2 separate regions of the Homo sapiens genome follow, and region 1 is linked to region 2. Evidence: read pairs that join two places in POLR2A ChIA-PET (ENCODE). Cell type or tissue: GM12878. All regions are shown on one strand. Each heading gives the region's core, and the rest is flanking DNA. Links, peaks and the distances in the headings are about the cores only.

What was found. Peaks named below come from ENCODE experiments on the same cell type or tissue, not always from the same donor. Only the 100,000 strongest peaks of a DNase experiment are listed, where the experiment ranks them.
Region 1: POLR2A ChIA-PET joins it to region 2 with 5 read pairs; 1 of 35 experiments calls an interaction of 5 or more read pairs at or near these places.

The regions. Positions count from the first base shown.
Region 1 is chr2:230,948,682-230,958,052 of GRCh38, forward strand. It overlaps a transcript of GPR55 not described here and the pseudogene COX20P2. Among named protein-coding and RNA genes, the nearest start is that of GPR55, 28 kb to the left of the region's middle. RefSeq lists enhancers at 1,378-1,427, 1,638-1,707, 1,898-1,947, 2,078-2,137 and a silencer at 8,887-8,986. In GM12878, for the core only: no CTCF peak of the experiment used is centred there; a DNase peak (open chromatin) is centred at 5,352; H3K27ac peaks cover 5,000 bases.
Region 2 is chr2:230,630,754-230,640,124 of GRCh38, forward strand. No RefSeq gene overlaps it. Among named protein-coding and RNA genes, the nearest start is that of LINC01907, 65 kb to the right of the region's middle. In GM12878, for the core only: no CTCF peak of the experiment used is centred there; no DNase peak of the experiment used is centred there; H3K27ac peaks cover 1,078 bases.

The sequences.
Region 1 (9,371 bases), core at 2,613-7,612, 320 kb after region 2:
TAATATTCTATTAAATGTATATGCCAGCATTTATTTAACCATTCCCCAATTATAGGTCATTTAGGAAGTTTTTCCTTCCTTTGGGAATTATTGTTTTAAAATATATTCCCTGAGGGTTGGGCGAGGTGGCTCACGCCTGTAATCCCAGCACTTTGGGAGGCAGGGGCAGGAGGATTGCTTGAGCTCAGGAGTTTGAGACTAGCCTGGGAAACATTGGGAGACCCTATCTTTACAAAAAATAGTCCGGTTTGGTGGCGTGCGCCTGTAATCCCAACTCCTCGGGAGGCTGAGGTGGGAGGATAATCTGAGCCAGGGGGGTCAAGGCTGCAGTGAGCTGGGATGGTGCCACCGCACTCCAGCCTTGGCAACAGACTGAGACCCTGTCTCAAAAAATAAAATTAATAAATATAAAATATAGTCCCCAAAGAGGAATCACTACATCAACAGGCCCTAATGCTTTTATGGCTCTTTTTTTGTTTGTTTGTTTGTTTGTTTTCTTTGAGACGGAGTTTCACTCTTCCACCCAGGCTGGAGTGCAATGGCGCAATCTCAGCTCACTGCAACGTCTGTCTCCCGGGTTAAAGCGATTCTCCTGCCTCAGCCTCTCGAGTAGCTGGGATTACAGGCACCTGCCACCACACCCAGATAATTTTTGTATTTTTAGTAGAGACGGGGTTTCACCATGTTGACCAGGCTGGTTTCGAACTCCTGAACTTGCGATCTGCCCGCGTTGGCCTCCCAATGTGCTGAGATCACAGGCGTGAGCCACCGCGCCCATCCTGCTTTTAAAGTTCTTGATAGCTATTGTAAGATTGCCTTCCTGGGAAGAATGGGGTGGATTCCATCAATTCCCCGGCCTAGATCAGCACTTCTCAAAGTGTGGCTCAGGCACTCTGTGGGGAAGGGTGGTCTTGGGACACTTTCTGGGGATCCACAAGGTCAAAACTATTTTCATAATAATACTGAAATGTTGTTAGTATTTCCTTTTCCACTGTCTTCCTTTAGTGAGTGTACAGTGGAGTTTTCTGGAGGCTGTATGCTGTGTGATACCACAATAGACTGAATAGAGATAGGAGAGGCCAACCATCTTTCATAAAGCCCAGCATCACAGAGATCTGTGGAAATGTAAAAATAATGCTTCTCTTCTCACTAAATTTATTTTTTTTTTTTGAGACAAGAGTCTCGCTCTGTCACCCAGGCTGGAGTACAGTGGCACAATCTCGGCTCACTACAACCTCCGCCTCCCGGGTTCAAGCAATTCTCTGCCTCAGCCTCCCAAATAGCTGGGATTACAGGCAACCACCACCACGCCTGGCTAATTTTTCTGTATTTTTAGTAGAGACGGGGTTTCACCATGCTGGCCAGGCTGAACGCCTGACATCGTGATCCACCCTCTCGGCCTCCCCAAGTGCTGGGATTACAGGCGTGAGCCATCACGCCCAGCCAGTTTCTTTGTTTTAATTTCTAACACAGGAAACACTGATAGATATCTACATAGATAAGAGCTTTTTGAGATCCTTAACACTTTTTAAGAGTGTAAAGGGGTCCTGAAGCCACATTGTCTGGGAACCACTGGCCTGCACATGATGTGGCAGAATGCAGAGTGTGCTGGACAGACCTTGTTCAGCCCATCGCCTACCTGCCTGTCTCCCAGGCATGGCACCCAGGACAAGACGCAGAGCAATTAGAGCAATTGGCTTTTTTGTCTTTTTATCTCTTCTTGCCACTTTTATTTTCTTCTCATCTTCTCTTTCCCCTCTTTTTTGTTTTTCTCGTTTTGCTCTTCTTTCCCGCACTCCAGCCTCAGACCTCATAACGAGAGCTGCACAGATAAGGAAACCTTCTCTGCTTCACATAAGTCAAACATTTTTTCTCACATCTAAATAGAGATTCGCGACACTGGAAATAGGTTTTTCATTATTACTAATATCATTCACAAGAAGTGACATGTGTGGTGTTATGATAAGTACACACGTGTTGGCTTTTGTCCACAGTTTCTGGCTCGGAACCCCCATAGTCCCTGTTACAGTCTCGTGTTATGACAGTGGCTGTGTTAGGCCTCAGGAAACAGAATCTCTCTGGCCTTCTCCAGCTCTCCTTTCACCTGCCGCAAGGCAGGACTCGTATCTTCCCCCGCCTTTCTGATTGTGGGTCTTAAGACTCTCCCCAGAGAGGGTTCTGTCCTATGCCCTGAGAGAAGGAACGCTGACATCATGAAGCTTCCATAAAAACCCCAAGAGGACAGGGTTCAGAGAGCTTCCGGAGAGCTGAGCACACGGAGGTTCCTGGAAGCTCCATGCCCCTTCCCCTATACCTTGCCCTGTGCATCTCTTCATCAGTGTCCTTTGTAACATCCTTTAGAATCAACGGGCTAATGTGTTTCCCTGAGTTCTGTGAGTCACTCCAGCAAATTGATCAAACCCAAAGAGGGCGTTGTGGGAACCCCAACTTGAAGTTGGTCGGTCAGAAGTTCCGAAGGGCCAGACTTGTGTCTGGGTCAGGGATAGTCTTGGGACTGAGCCCTCAACCTGTGGGCTGTAAGACTATCTCCAGGTAGACAGTGTTGGAATTGAACTGGAGGACACCCCGCTGCTGTCCGCGGCTTAGTGGGACAACCCCCCACACATCTGGTCCCAGAATTCTCCTTCTGTGTTGATGATTGTTGTCGTGGTGGTGTGAGAACAGAGGAAAAACATGGTTTGGGAGTGTTTCCCTGAAACAATATGCATATTTTTAAAATATACACACGTAATCAAAGAACTAAAAATGAAAATGAGATTTTTTCATACCAACTTGGCAGAGATTTATTAGATGGCAATGCTTAGTGCTGGCAGATGTCTAGGGAAGAGGGCAGCCTATGTGGTTTCTAGAAGGCAACTTGGCAACACATACCAGGGGCCTTAAAAATAGCCTACCCTTTGACCCAGAGGAGTTCAAAAGGCTGACAGCTCCGCTTTGTACCATTCACAACTTAGAGTTGGCTGGGATCTTGACAACTGAGGGTAAGCAGGGATTTTTTTCCCTTTCATTAGGCCCAGAGAAGGTACATTTGTGGGTTTTTTGTTGTTATTGGGGTTTTTTTTTTTTTTTTTTGTGAGACAGGGTCTTGCTCTGTTGCCCAAGCTGGAGGGCAATGGCACAATCATGGCTCACTGCAACCTTAACATCCTGGGCTCAGATGATCCTCTTACCTCAGCCTCCTGAGCAGCTGGGACTACAGGTACATACCACCAGGCCCGGCTAATTTTTTTTTTTTTAATTTTTTTGCAGAAACGGGGGTCTTGCTATGTTGCCCAGGCTGGTCTCAAACTCCTGACTCAAACCATCCTCCTGCCTCAAACTCCCAAGTGCTGGGATTACAGGTGTGAGCCACCACATCCAGCAAGAGAAGGTACATTTGGAGAGGGAGGGGGGGTTACTAGACCTCAAAGATAGAGACGACATGGTCACCTGAGCTCTCATCAGGACATGTGGGCAAACCCTCCTGCAGGCAGCAGGCCAAGGCCTATAGGGACAGGGAAAGCCTGAGGGCGGGCGCAGCTTGTGTGCCAGGAGCCACAATCCTGGTGAGCACTTTGGAATGCTCCTTCTATGCTAAAGTGCTCTCTTCTTATGCCCAAGCCTTCAGTAATAATATTGGATTAAAAGGTACTACCTGGTCTTAGCAGGTGTGATCCAGAAGTCAGCTGGAGCCTGGCCGTGCCTTGAACTCTACATGAGGTTGGCTCATTGTGAGCCCAGAGGGCTAAGGAAGGCCACAGCCCTCCGTGGGATGTCCTGTTGTGTGATCTGGGGATGGCCAATGCCCTCCCAAGTTTTCTGCACATTCCCAGGGCAGGGCTGCTGACACCTCTACAGCCTCTGCTTTTCCCATGGTGCCGCTTGTCAGTTACTTGTCTACTCTTCCAGGAGTCCTATAGAGAACCCCTGCCCACAAGGTGTCATGGGCGTTTCTGAAGCTCAGGGACTGCAGAGAGACAGGGAGATTTCACATCACAGAAACACAAGCTTCCATCGGGCATCTGCACAGCTGAAATGGCCCACGGCCACCCTGTCCCCAGGGAACATCCTCAGGCCGGCCCCCACAGGAGCCAGCCTCTTGGAGGCAGGCTTCTCTCACCTTCTGCCTTCCTGGCCCTTCTCTCTCCCCCTCCTCTTTCCTTCCTTCCAGCAGCTGAAGCCTCTGCATGGTGGCCCAGGTGCTGGCCGATGTCTGCGTCCTCTGCTCCGCCATTTGCCCTAACAGTTGCCAAGGTGTTTCCCCAGCTATGAGGACCTCTGCTGCCAGTTGTCACCATGATGTTTTCCTCTGTTTCAGCTGGGCCTTGGGGAATTAGAGTGATACTTGGGTCCATCCTTGGGTGCAGTGGCTAAGGAAGCATGCGCACCCCAGAAAAGCTAGTTCCCAGGTGGCCAGAAGGAAGGAAGGAGAGGTGGCTGGCTAAAGTGACCAGCAGCAACCAGGTGGAGGTGGTGGTTGTGTGGATCCTGGAGCATTGTTAGGGGCTTCTGAGGTGGGCAGAATAATCTCCCCTGTCCCAGTATGTCTAGGTACAAATCTCAAGAACTGGTGAGTATGTTAAATTACATGGCAAATTAAGGTTGTCAATGGAATTAAGGTTGCCAATTATCCTGGATTATCCTGATAGGCCCAATGTAATCACAAAAGTTCTTGAAGGTAGAGAGTAGGGCAGAAGAGACAGAGGGATAGGATGTGAGAAGGACTCAACCCACTGTTACTGGGTTTGAAGACGGAAGAAGGGGCCATGAGCCAAGGGCTGCAGGAAGAACTGGCTCTGGAAGCTGGAAAGACAGAGAAACAGGTTCTCCTCTAGAGCCTCCAGGAGGACACAGTCCTGCCAGCACCCTGATTTTAGCCCAGTGAGACTTGTGTTGGGCTTCTAACCTACAGAACTGTAAGATAATAAATTTGTGTTATTTTAAGCCACTTAATATATGGCAATGTGTTACAGCAGGAAGGGGAAATAAACACATCTTCCCAGACACTATCAGGGGACAAGAACCTGGTAAAACCCTGTACATCCTGTGTCCCTCAGCTGATTATAAGGAGGGCATTAAAGAGCAGGATCTCCTAGGAAACTGGAGAGGCTGGAAGCATCCAGCATACACATCTGTCCAGTGTGGATCTTCTTAAAAACCAGGAGCATGAGTAGGTGTGAGTCTGCACACGGCCAGGAGATGAAGGCTGGCAGTCCCCTCCACCTCCCCGGTCTCCTGGAACCACCTTCCTGGTGGGGGATCCCCAAGGCGAGTCCTCAGCCTGAGAGGCTCCAAGGTCTGATGAGCAGGCCTGTGGAGCAAGCTTATGTTAGCTGAGCTCATTCTGGAAACCACAGCTTCCCACTGGCTTCTGATCAACGGACCTTGTCTTGCCCAGGAAGCCAAATCGTAACAGAGGGCTTCTGAGCAAGTTCCGAGATGCAAAGGTTTCACAGCCCTGGCTATGCAGCCCCGTAATCGTGCCCACAACAGCTGCCCCTGGCATCAGGTGGACCACGTGCATCCTTGCACCTGGTCTCCTTGCCCCTTCCCCTGACACAGTGTAGATGGCACTGCCAACACCCCATCCAAGCCAGAACTTTCTCTGTGTTTCCACAGTGACAGAGCCAAGCCCCTGCTCTGGGCTGGCTATCATTCTGTGTCCTGAAGAGGACTCGGCTTAACTCTCTTCTAGTTCATTTTCTGTTGGATTTAAAGCTTGGCTTTCAGACTTCAGTCTTAGTTCCCTCCTTTCCATGCCACTGGCCGAAGCCTCCCGGCCTTAAACTTTTTATTTTTAATTTTTGTGGGTAATAGTAGATGTATATATTTATGGGGTACATGAGATTTTGATATAGGCATACAATGTGTAATAATCACATCAGGGTAAATGAGGTATCCATCAACTAAAGCATTCATCCTTTGTGTTACAAATAGTCCAGTTATACTCTTTTAGTTATTTTCAAATGTACAATTAAATTATTATTGACTATAGTCACCCTGTTGTGCTATCAAATACTAGATCTTATTTATTCTTTCTGTTTTTTTGTACCCACTAACCAAGGCCAATGATCATTACTTTAATAAATGCTTTCTTGAAGGTGTTAGTGTTTTTTAAGCATTCAATTTAGTTTGTGTTTGGAATTCAAAGTTAGCAAATATGGCTTCCATGCCACTTGCACTCTTTCAAAAAAGTCATGACAGACATCACTAATCAATTACTGTACTCTTTCTCCCTGAGCCTGGAGTGTCCCAGGAATCCTTAATATAGTCTTCTAAGCAATCCTCATCCAACAATTGGAATTGGCAAGTGAAAAGAAACTAACATGTCATCCCTTGATGCAATTACAGTTAGGGACAGAGTCATCTTTTGAATTCCTCCCACTATGTTTATCCCTTTACTATGTGACAGTAATCTGTCACCAAGAGCTAGCATCCCAACTCATATACCATTTCTGTGAAATTATGATCTCCATCTACTTTGAGTGGCAAAGAAAAGAATAATTCACAATCCACTGTTGAAATTTTGTCAGATAATACAAACAACAAATGTTGTTAGCTGTCTAATTATTTTGTGTTATTTCCTTAAGGAAATTTCTCCTCATTTTTACCCAGTAGAAAGGTCTTGACTTCCTATTTTCCATGTCTCCTTGATGTGACAGCATATCTGAGTCCTTGTTATGGGCACACGTGACAGTGCATCAGATGCTCTCAGGAAAGAAAGTGGCTTTCACACAGATTCCTTGCTCACCTTAACATAACTGTACAGAATTCCCACAACACAGACACAGGCTTTTCTCACCTTACATTCTCTCCAGCCTGTTAAGACAGTTCCAGTGACTAAATCTGGTAGCACATTAGCAGTATCACTACTCAAGGGCCTATTAAACATCAGCTCAATGGAAACTTCTTAGAATTGTAAAGCAAATCAAATACAATTCAAATGTAGAGAAGGATTACACTTAAATGGTAGACCATAAAGGAGACTCATATGGGAAAACACAGCCAGAAAAGATTATGCCAGTGTCTTTTTGTTTTGTTTTGTTTTGTTTTGTTTGAGACGGGGTCTCATTCCATTGCCCAGGCTGGAGTGTGCCTGCAGTGGTGTGATCACGGCTCACTGCAGCCTTGACCTCCCGGGCTCAAGCAATCCTCCCACCTCAGTCCCCTGAGTAGCTGGGACTACAGGCGTGTGCCACCACATCTGGCTAATTTTAAATTGTTTTGTAGAGTCAGGGTCTCACTATATTGCCCAGGTTGGTCTCAAGCTCCTGGCCTCAAGTGATCCTCCCTCCTCAGCCTCCCAAAGTGCTGAGATTATAGGCATGAGCCACCATGCCCAACTACACCAGTGTCTTTAAACTAGAGGATTCCTAATTCTCCTTAGGAGAATCCCAATAGCTAGGACAGTGGGAGGTCTTGTTCTAACATTTACCTGAAAGCAGGATTTTATTCCCAAATTTATTTTATTTACTTTATTTATTTATTTATTTATTTATTTGAGATAGAGTCTCACTCTGTTGCCCAGGCTGGAGTGCAGTGGTGAAATCTCAGCTCACTGCGACCTCTGCCTCCTGGGTTCAAGCAATTTTCCTGCCCCAGCCTCCCGAGTACCTGGGACTACAGACATGCACCACCACACCCAGCTAATTTTTTGTATTTTTAGTAGAGTTGGCAGTTTCACCATGTTGGCCAGGCTGGTCTCAAACTCCTGACCTCAAGTGATCCACCCGCCTCCAGCCTCCCAAAGTGTTGGGATTATAGGCATGAGCCACCACTCCTGGCAATCTTTTAATTTTTTTAAATATCAAACTTGCAGAAAAGTTGAAAATCAGTTAAACAAACACCCAATTACCCTTCACTAAATATATATACATTTTTGCTGAAGCGTTTGGAGTAAGTTGCAGACATATGCTCACTTCACCCCTAAATACTTCACCTGCAGCTCCTAAAAGAAGAACATTCCTTACATAACCCAATACCATGATCACAATGAAGAAATTTAACATTTAACATGGATACAATAATATTATCTCATAATCTGTATTTTAAAAAAATCTTTATCTTGCATTTAATCAGGGTTCATGTGTTGTATTTGACTGTTTAATACCTTTTCATCTAGAGCTGTCTCCCTACCTTTTTTCGTCTTTCATGACGTTGACATTCTTGGAGAGCCTAACGGACTATTCTGGAATCTCTATTTGCCTAATTACTGCCTCATGATGTAATTCAGATTAACCTTTTTTTTTTTTTCAGTTCTAAGATCCCCCTGTGGATGCCTGAAACTGCAGAGAGTACCAAGCCTGACTGCCGCCAATCAGAAGTAGTTTCTGTTCAGGTCTTCCACCCACGAATGTAATGCCTTTTTCGTCTTAACTAAGCACTTATCACGCACTGTGGTCATCACTTTTGCAGTCTGAGGTACAACAGCAAAACCAGCACACATTCTTTTTCTTTCTTTACAATTTCAGAATTAGAAATTTTATTCTGACCATAGATTTTTGGCAATCTCAGCAAATGATTTTGTTTCTTGAGAACTTTTGCCTTTTCGCTTAAAGGAAGCACTTGAGGTCTTCTCTTTGGCATATCCGAATTGCTGGCATCACTACGCTTGTGCTTTGGGGACATTATTTAGTAAAATAAGGGTTCCTTGAACACCGGCACTGCGATACCATGACAGTCGATCACTGACGGCCGGTGGTGTCTCCAGCATGGATACGCGGGACAGAGGGATGATTCACCTCCTGAGCAGGATGGAGCGGGACAGCGAGAGATTTCACTGCGCTGCTCAGAACAGCGCGTGATTTAAAACTTGTGAATTTGGGCGGGACGGGGAGGGGCGCGGCTGGCCGGTCTTCCTTCTCCCGCGGCGCCGGCGGTGCTGGGCGGGTGGAGGCGGGGAGTCGTCCCCGTGGCCGCCGCTCCGGAGCCCGGCGAGCCCGCGAAGGGGAAGCTCTTTAAGCTCCTAGGCATTTCAGGTGTTGAAAATATTCCCTGTGCCCGGGATTCAATATTGTATGGTTCATTAGGATCTGTTGTGGCTGGCTTTGGACTTTTTTTTTGTTAACTAGTAGAATTAGAAAATCATGTGATGTTGGAGTAGGAGGATTTATCTTGGTGACTTTGGGATGCTGGTTTCATTGTAGGTATAATTATGCAAAGCAAAGAATCCAGGAAAGAATTGCCAGAGAAGGAATTAAAAATAAGATATTATGTGAAAGTACCCATCTTGATCCTGAAAGAAAAGAAACCAAGGGCAACAGCAGCAATTGAACAATCTTGAGCATAGAAATCAGACTCCCTGAAGTCAGTGTGAACAAAGCTAAGCTCAACCACATAAAACATTTTATGTACAATAAGCTCTCAATCAA
Region 2 (9,371 bases), core at 2,182-7,181:
TTAACATAAAATCTAGCAATCATGCTCCTTGGTATTTACCCAAAGGAGTTGAAGACTTATGTCTACACAAAAGTCTGCACACCAATATTTATAGCAGCTTTATTCATAACTGCCAAAACTTGGAAGCAAACAAGATGTCCTTCAGTAGGTAAATGGGTAAATAAACTGTGGTACATCCAGACACTAAAATACTATTCAGAGCTTAAAAACAAACTGTCAAGCCATGAAAAGACAAGGAGGAAACTTAAATGCATATCACCAAGCGAAAGAAGCCAATCTGAAAAGGCCATGTACTGCATGATTCCAACTATATGACATTCTGAAAAAGGCAACACATGGAGACAGTGAAAATATCAACAGTGGCCGGGCACGGTGGCTCACGCCTGTAATCCCAGCACTTTGGGAGTCTGAGGCAGGTGGATCACCTGAGGTCAGGAGCTTAAGACCAGCCTGGTCAACATGGTGAAACCCCATCTCTACTAAAAACACAAAAAGTAACTAGGGTGGTGTTGGGTGCCTGTAATCCCAGCTACTCAGGAGGCTGAGGTAGGAGAATTGCTTGAACTCGGGAGGCGGAGGTTGCAGTGAGCCGAGATCGTGCCACTCTGCTCCGGCCTGGGCAATAGAGCAAGACTCAGTCTCAAAAAACAAAAACAAACAAACAAAAAGATTAATGCTTACCAAAGTTTAGACAGGAGAGAGAGATAAAGAGTTGGGGCCCAGAGGATTTGCAGGACAGTGAAACTAGTCTGTATGATACTATATAGTGGATACATGTTATCGTACATTTGTCTAAGCCCATAAAATGTACACCAAGAGTAAACCCTAATTTAAAACTATGGACTCTAGGTGATTATGATTATCATTGTAGGTTCGTCACTTCTAACAAATATACCCCCTAGTGGAGGATATTGACAGTGGGGGAGGTTGTACATGTGTGAGGCCATGGGGTATATGAAATATCTCTGTACATTCTGCTCAATTTTTCTGTGAACCTAAAACTGCTCTAAAAACTAAAGTTTATTTGGCCCGGTGTGGTGGCTCATGCCTGTAATCCCAGCACTTTGGGAGACCGAGTCAAGTGGATCATTTGAGGTCAGGAGTTCAAGACCAGGCTGGCCAACATCATGAGACCCTGTCTCTACTAAAAATACAAAAATTAGCTGGGCGTGGTTGCATGTGCCTGTAATCCCAGCTACTAGGAAGACTGAAGCATGAGAATCACTTGAACCAAGGAGGTGGAGGTTGCAGTTAGCCAAGATCGCACCACTGCACTCCAGCCTGGGTGTCAGAGTGAGACTCTGTCTTAAATAAATTAATAAATTAAATTTTAAAATAAAAAGTCTATTAAGGCATTAAAAAAAAAATCCTCTAACAGCTCCCACCTTGCTCAAAGTCAACACCAAAGTCATCCAAATGATCTACAAGGCCCCCTCCCTGTACTTCTGTGACCCGCTCTGGATTCATTGAAGACCTGCTTCATTGTAAGAGCGTTAGGAGGAGTGGGAGACTAAGGCTGGCCTAGTTCAGTTTCCCCGCTCCCCAGACAGGCCTGAGCAAGGGCTTGGGAGCCAGGCACTTATGTGAAAGACAAATTCAGGACCCACATATGATGGGAGTAGGAGAAAAGCCATCAGACGGCCCATTTGTGAGGGGGTGGACACGTGGGGTTCCTCCCACCGGGAACCCTCTGGGTAAGCATCTAGAACCCACCTGTGGCGGTGGGGGGCGGGGGGTGCAGGCTGCTGAGCCTCTTTGTGCTCTCTCCCATCCTTCCCTGGTTGGTGGTTGTTCCGGGGGCCATAACTGTTGGGAGTTTCTCTTTCTCCAGCTTGCAGTCCTGCAAGCCCCCATGGCATCTGAGAAAACTCCCAGGCACAGAAGGGTTGAGCCAGGCACTTGGGAAGGATGTTGCCGGATGTTGGAGACCTCCACAGCCTCTGGTGGGGAACTGCCCAAGGTCCAAGCCAGGGGGAGGGCCTATCCCGCCTCTGATGGCTGGAGGCTCTGGATATCACCAAAGATTTGAAAATTTGACTGTGTCTACAGCCATTCCACCCTGACAGAGTGAAAGTACTGCATATATTTAATAGTCTTAAGGATAAATACAGAGAGTAGTTAAAAGTATAAACAAATCAATGAGAATGCTAAACACTAGATTCAGAAATATTGTTGCCACTGAAAGAAGCGGCAGGAGATGTGGTCTAGGAAGCCTCAGTTGTATTAGTAATTCTTTTTTTTTTTTTGAGATGGAGTCTTGCTCTGTCGCCCAGGCTGAAGTGCAATGGCACGACCTCGGCTCACTGTAACCTCCGCCTCCTGGGCTCGAGCAATTCTCCTGTCTCAGCTTCCCAAGTAGCTGGGACTACAGGCACACGCCATGATATCCAGCTAATTTTTGTATTTTTAGTAGAGACGGGATTTCACCATATTGGTCAGGCTGGTCTCGAACTCCTGGCCTCAGGTGATCCACCCACCTCAGCCTCCCGAAGTGCTGGGATTACAGGCGTGAGCCACCGCACCCAGCCATTAATGTTTATTTTTTTAAGTGGCTGTTCATTATATTTTTCTCTATACATTTTTATATATTTGATGTATTACATTGTTATTTTATTATTGTTGTTATTATTATTATTTGAGACAGAGTCTCACTCTGCTGCCCACATTGAGCGCAGTGGCACAATCATGGCTCACTGCAGCCTTGACCTCCTGAGCTCAAGCAATCCTCTCACCTCAGCCTTTCAAGTAGCAGGGACTACAGGCACATGACACCACACCCAGCTAATTTTTTTTTTTTTAAGACTAAGTCTTGCTCTGTCGCCCAGGCTGAAGTACAGTGGTGTGATCTCAGCTCACTGAAACCTCCACCTCCCAGGTTCAAGCGATTCTCCTGCCTCAGGCTCCCGAGTAGCTGGGATTACAGGCACACGCCACCACGCCCAGCTGATTTTTTTGTATTTTTAGTAGGGATGGGGTTTCACCCTGTTGGCCAGGCTGGTCTTGAGCTCCTGACCTCAGGTGATCCACCCACCTCGGCCTCCTAAAGTTCTGGGATTACAGACGTGAACCACCAGGCACAGCCAGCTAATTTTTTAATTTTTGGTAGAGACAGGGTCTTACTATGTTGCCCAGGCTGGTCTTGAACCCCTGGCCCCAAGCAATCTTCCCACCTAGGCCTCCCAAAGTGCTGAGATTACAAGTGTGAGCCACTACACCCAGCCTATATAATTATTTTTAAACAAATATTTAAATTATTCAGAAAATTTTTGAAAAGGAAGAAAAATGAGAGGATTAGACTTGCTATATATAAAAGCACATTATAAAGCACAAGTAATTAAAAGTTTGTCATCAGAGCAAAAATAGACCAATCTATGAAATAAAACAGAAAGCCCAGAAATAGCCACCAAGTGCATATGGGATAAAGAATAAGAGGAAGGTATCATTTTAAATTAGTAGGGTAGGATACATGACTCAATAAATGGTCTCAGGGATATTGTTCTTACCTCCAGGATAAATTTAAGATAGATTTTTTTAATGTAATGCAAAACTTAAGTCATAAAAGAGGAAAACATATGAATTTAGTTATACTCTTGGCATAGAGAAGGCCTTTGTAGCACGATATATTCAGACACCATAAAAGGAAAATTTTGTTTCATTTTTGTCTAAATAAAAACTTTAGACTTCTTCAAGAAAAGGACAAACCAGGAGAAAGTATTTACAGATGTATGGCTACTTTACTTAAATCCAATAAAGTCTTAATAATCAACATATAAGAGATAACCCAAGTGGAAAAAAAATGGGTAAAGGAATGAATACTTGATAGGAAACAATAAAAACAGCCATTAAGCATGAAAAAAATACATAACTTTAGTAATTAAAGGAATACAGGCGACTATAGTTAATAATTTATTGTATATTTCAAGATAGCAGGCTGGGTATGGTGGCTCATGACTGTAATCCCAGCACTTTGGGAGGCTGAAGCAGGTGGATCACTGAGGCAGATCACCTGAGGCCAGGAGTTTGAGACTAGCCTGGCCAACATGGTAAAACCCTGTCTCTACAAAATATACAAAAATTAGCTGGGGGATGGTGGCGGGCACATGTAATCCCAGCTACTCGTGAGGCTAAATCAGGAGAATTGCTTGAACCTGGGAGGCGGAGGTTGGAGTGAGCCGAGATGGCGCCACTGCCCTCCAGCCTGGGTGATAGAGCAAGACTCTGTCTCAAAAAAAAAAAAAAAAATAGCTTAGAAGAGATTTGGAATGTTCCCAACACAAAGAAATGGTAAGTGTTTGAGGTGGTTGATATGCTAAGTACCATCATTAGATCATTACACATTGTATGCATGTGTAATGCTTGTAAGCATGGTAAGCCAGGCACAGTGGTGCACCTGTATTCCCAGCTGCTCTGAGGGCTGAGAAGTCACTTGAGGCTAGGAGTTTGAATCCAGCCTGAGCAACATGGTAAGTTTTAAAACTTTTTTTTTTTTTTTTGAGATAGAGTTTTGCTCTTGTTGCCCAGGCTGGAGTGCAATGGCACAATCTAGGCTCACTGACTGCAATGTCTGCCTCCCGGGTTCAAGGGATTCTCCTGCCTCAGCCTCCCGAGTAGCTGGGATTACATGTGCCCGCCACCACACCCAGCTAATTTTTTCTATTTTGAGTAGTGATGGGTTTCACCATTTTGGTCAGGCTGATCTCAAACTCCTGACCTCAGGTAATCCACCTACATCGGACTCCCAGAGTGCTGAGATTACAGCATGAGTGAGCCACCGCACCCAGCCATTTTAAAACTTTTAAAAACAAAACAGGCCAAGTGCAGTGGCTCACTCCTATAATCCCAGCACTTTGGGAGGCCGAGGCGGGTGGATCACCTGAGATCAGGGGTTCAAGACCAGCCTGGTCAACATGTTGAAACACCATCTCTACTAAAAATACAAAAATTAGCCGGGTGTGGCGGCGGGTGCCTGTAATCCCAGCTACTCAGGAGGCTGAGGCAGGAGAATCACTTGAACCTAGGAGGCAGAGGTTACAGTGAGCCAAGATCATGCCATTGCACTCCAACCTGGGCGACAAGAGTGAAACTCCTTCTCAAAGATAAAAAATAATAAAAATAAGACAAAATATCATATGTACTCCATAAACATGTACAATGTTTATGTATCAGTTTTTTTAAAGAAATGCAAATGAAAACAACTAGATACCATTTTTATTAAATCAGGTTAGCAACATTTAAATATTTGATTGGTGAGGCTGTGGGGAAAGAGGCAGTGGGAGACATAAACAAGGCAAACTCTTTAGACAGCACCTTTGCAATAGCTATGAAAATGTAAGAACGTATCCTTTGATTCACCAGTTCCAGTTCTTCAGGGTGTGCTCACATGAGACTGCAGAGAGGTTGTATACAAATGACCACACATCAGTGATTGTGATAGCAAAAATAGGAAGAGCCAACTGCCTATCAATAGGATAATAAGTGATGCTATGCAGCATTATAAAGAATAGGATGGGATGGGCGCAGTGGCTCACACCTGTAATACCAGCACTTTGGGAGGCCAAGGCAGGTGGATCACTTGAGGTCAGGAGTTCAAGACCAGCCTGACCAACATGGTGAAACCCCATTTCTACTAAAAATATAAAATTAGCCAGGCATGGTGGCACGGGCCTGTAATCCCACCTACTCAGGAGATTGAGGCAGGAGAATCGCTTGAACCCAGGAGGTGGAGAGTGCGGTGAGCCGAGATCATACCGTTGTACTCCAGCCTGGGCAACAAGAGCAAAACTCCATCTCAAAAAAAAAAAAGAATGGGTGGGTCTCTATGTGTGGGTATGGAAATTGTCCTAATGTAATTTATTACTTAATATATTAGGCTGGTGCAAAAGTAAGCATAATTACATATGAGTACATTATTTAATATATTTAATGTATTATTAAATAATGAAAGCAAAATACACAGCAGTGCCATTGCATAGTCAAATTTGTGGTTTAAGAGTTTACACGTACTAAAATACACATAACCACGGTGAAAACGCATTTGCTCTTTTGAACTTTGGCAATTCTTATTTTTAACCACATGAATGCTATATTTTTATCTTTAAAAAGCTAGTTTTTTAATGAGAAAAATGATGTAACAGATATAAAATTACTGACTTGGAACAATATTATTACCTGAAAAAAGTTGGGTTTCAAAGCAGCATGTATATGATAATCACATTTCTTTCTTTATACATCTGTAATTATTTCCATATATATTTTTGTGCATCGAAAATTGAAAGAATTTAGCCAAAATGTTCACTGTGGAAATCCCCAGCTGTCATTATTTTTCCATCTGCTTCTTTGAACTTTGTACTGTTCTATAGCAGGGTTTCTCAGCCTCAGCACTACTGGCATTTAGGACCAAATACTTTTTTGTCCCGGGGACTGTCCTGTATCTTGTAGGACGTTTTGCAACACCTCTGGCCTCTCCCTACTAGATGCCAGTAGCACCCCCACCTATGACAAATAGCATCTTTCCAGACTGTTACATGTTGCTTCTGGGGTGCAAAAATCACACCCCCCACAACCACTGGATCTACAGGAAACATGATTTGTTTATGTAATTTTAAAATGTGATTATGTAATAAAAAATAATACATTGGATAGAAATACAGATGATGATAGACAAATAGATAAATGATGGCAAGTAGATGGATGGATAGACAGATAGAAAGAAATAATGTAGGCTGGGTGCAGTGTCTCAAGCCCATAATCCCAACACATTGGGAGGCCAAGGTGGGAAGATTGCTTGAGCCCAGGAGTTCAAGACAAGCCTGGGCAACATAGTGAGTCCTTGTCTCTATGTCAAAAAATGAGACGGGAAGGCCAGGTGCGGTGGCTCACACCCGTAATCCCAGCACTTTGGGAGGGCAAGCTGGGTGGATCACTTGAGGTCAGGAGTTTGAGACCAGCCTGGCCAACATGGTGAAACCTCGTCTCTACTAAAAATACAAAGATTAGCCAGGCGTGGTGTCAGGCACCTGTAATCCCAGCTACTTCAAAGGCCAAGGCAGGAGAATCACCTGAACCCGAGAGGCAGAGGTTGCAGTGAGCTGAGATCTCGCCATTGCACTCTGGGCAACAAGAGCGAAACTCCATCTCGAAACAAACAAACAAACAAACAAAAACATGAGACGGAAGAATTGCTTGAGCCCTGGAGGTCAAGACTGCAATGAGCTGTGATCGCACCACTGCACTCCTGCCTAGGTGATGACAGGGAGACCCTGTCCCAAAAAAAGGAGAGGGAGGGAAGGGGAGGGGAGGGGAGGGAAGGAAAGAATAATATAAGAGAGAAATACACGCAGAGTATCCATTAGGAGACAGGAGGGAAGAAGCAGTTGAAACCACTCTACTGAGATTTTTTTCCTGATTTTTTTTCTAGGTCCTCTTGGAGGAGAATGAGTGACTATTCCCGAACTCACCAGAAGGTATTCATCCAAATGAGTGCCCACCATGCTACCCTTTGGAGGCTTTGCCTGTATTCTAATGATGCTGCAATAATAAAAAGTATGTTTTGTTTTGCTTTTTGAGATGGAGTCTTGCTCAGTCACCCAGGCTGGAGTGCAGAGGTGTGATCTCGGCTCACTGAAACCTCCACCTCCCAGATTCAAGCGATTCTCGTGCCTCAGCCTCCTGAGTAGCTGAGTAGCTGAGTAGGGATTACAGACGTGTGCCACCATGCCTGACCAGTAAAAATATTTTTGATACTCCTCTTTGAAATTTCTCTTCGGAATAGATAACATATATTTTTTAATAACTTCAGAAATGGTCAATATTTCTTTTAAGTAAAACTGCTGATAAGAAATAGACAAGATTGGTCAGGCATGGTGGCTCACACTCATTATCTCAGCATTTTGGGAGGCCCAGGTGGGAGGATCACTTGAGCCCGGGAATTTGAGATCAGCCTGGGCAACATAGTGAGGCCTTTTCTCTACAAAACAAATTTAAAAGTTAGCCAGGTGTGGTGGTACATGCCTGTAGTCCCAACTACTTGAGAGGGTGAGGCGGGAGGATGCAGGATTGCTGGAGCTTAGAAGTTCAAGGCTGCAGCGAGCCATGATTATGCCACTGCACTCCAGCCTGGGTGACAGAGCAAGACCCTGTCTCCAAAAAAAAAAGAAACGATTCACATAGCTTATTTTGCACAATATTGTTTTGTGGTTTTTGGTTTTGGGTTTTTGGGGTTTTTTTGTTTGTTTGTTTGTTTGTTTGTTTTTTGAGATGGAGTTTCGCTCTTGTTGCCCAGGCTGGAGTGCAATGGTGCAATCTCAGCTCACCGCAACCTCTGCTTCACGGGTTCAAGCAATTCTCCTGCCTCAGCCCACTGAGTAGATGGGATTACAGGCATGCACCACCACACCCAGCTAATTTTGTATTTTTAGTAGAGATGGGGTTTCTCCATGTTGGTCAGGCTGGTCTCAAACTCCCGATCTCAGGTGATCCACCCGCCTCAGCCTCCCAAAGTGCTGGGATTATAGGCAGGAGCCACCACGCCCAGTCACAATATTGTTTAATTTAATCATGTAATTTATTCATCACATTAAATCCAGAATTGCTTTTTTGTTTTTTTGAGACAGCGTCTCACTCTGTTGCCCAAGCTAGTGTGCAATAGTGTAATCATGGCCCACTGTAACCTTGAACTTCTAGGTTCAGGCAGTCCTCCCTCCTCAGCCTCCCCAAATAGCTGGGACTACAGGCATACACCACCACACCTGGCTAATTTTTTTTTTTTTTTTTTTTTTTGAGACGGGGTCTTGTTCTGTCGCCCAGGCTGGAGTGCAATGGTGCAATCTTCACTCATTGCAACCTCCGCCTCCTGAGTTAAAGCGATTCCCCTGCCTCAGCCCCACAAGTACCTGGGATTACAGGCACGCACCACCATGCCTGGCTAATTTTTTGTATTTTTAGTAGTAGTAGAGACAGGTTTCACCTTGTTGGCCAGGCTGATCTCGAACTCCAGACCTCGCAATCCACCCGCCTCAGCCTCCCAAAGTGCTGGGATTACAGGCATAAGCTTTTTTTTTTTTGGCGAGTCAAGACCTTACTATGTTGTTGCCCAGGCTGATCTTGAACTCCAGGCCTCAAACCATCCTCCTGCCTTAGCCTCCCAAAGTGCTGGGATTAAAGGCATGAGCCACAGTGCCTGGCTGTGAGAATAGTTTTAAGTAGATGTTTGTTGTTGTCATGAGTTCAATTGTGTCCCCAAAAAAAGATATATTGAAGCCCTAACTTCCACTACCTCAGAACATAACCGTTTTGGAAATAGGGTCACTGCAGATTAGTTAAGGCAAGGTCATACTTGAGTAGGGCGGGCCTCTAATCCAATATGGCTGATG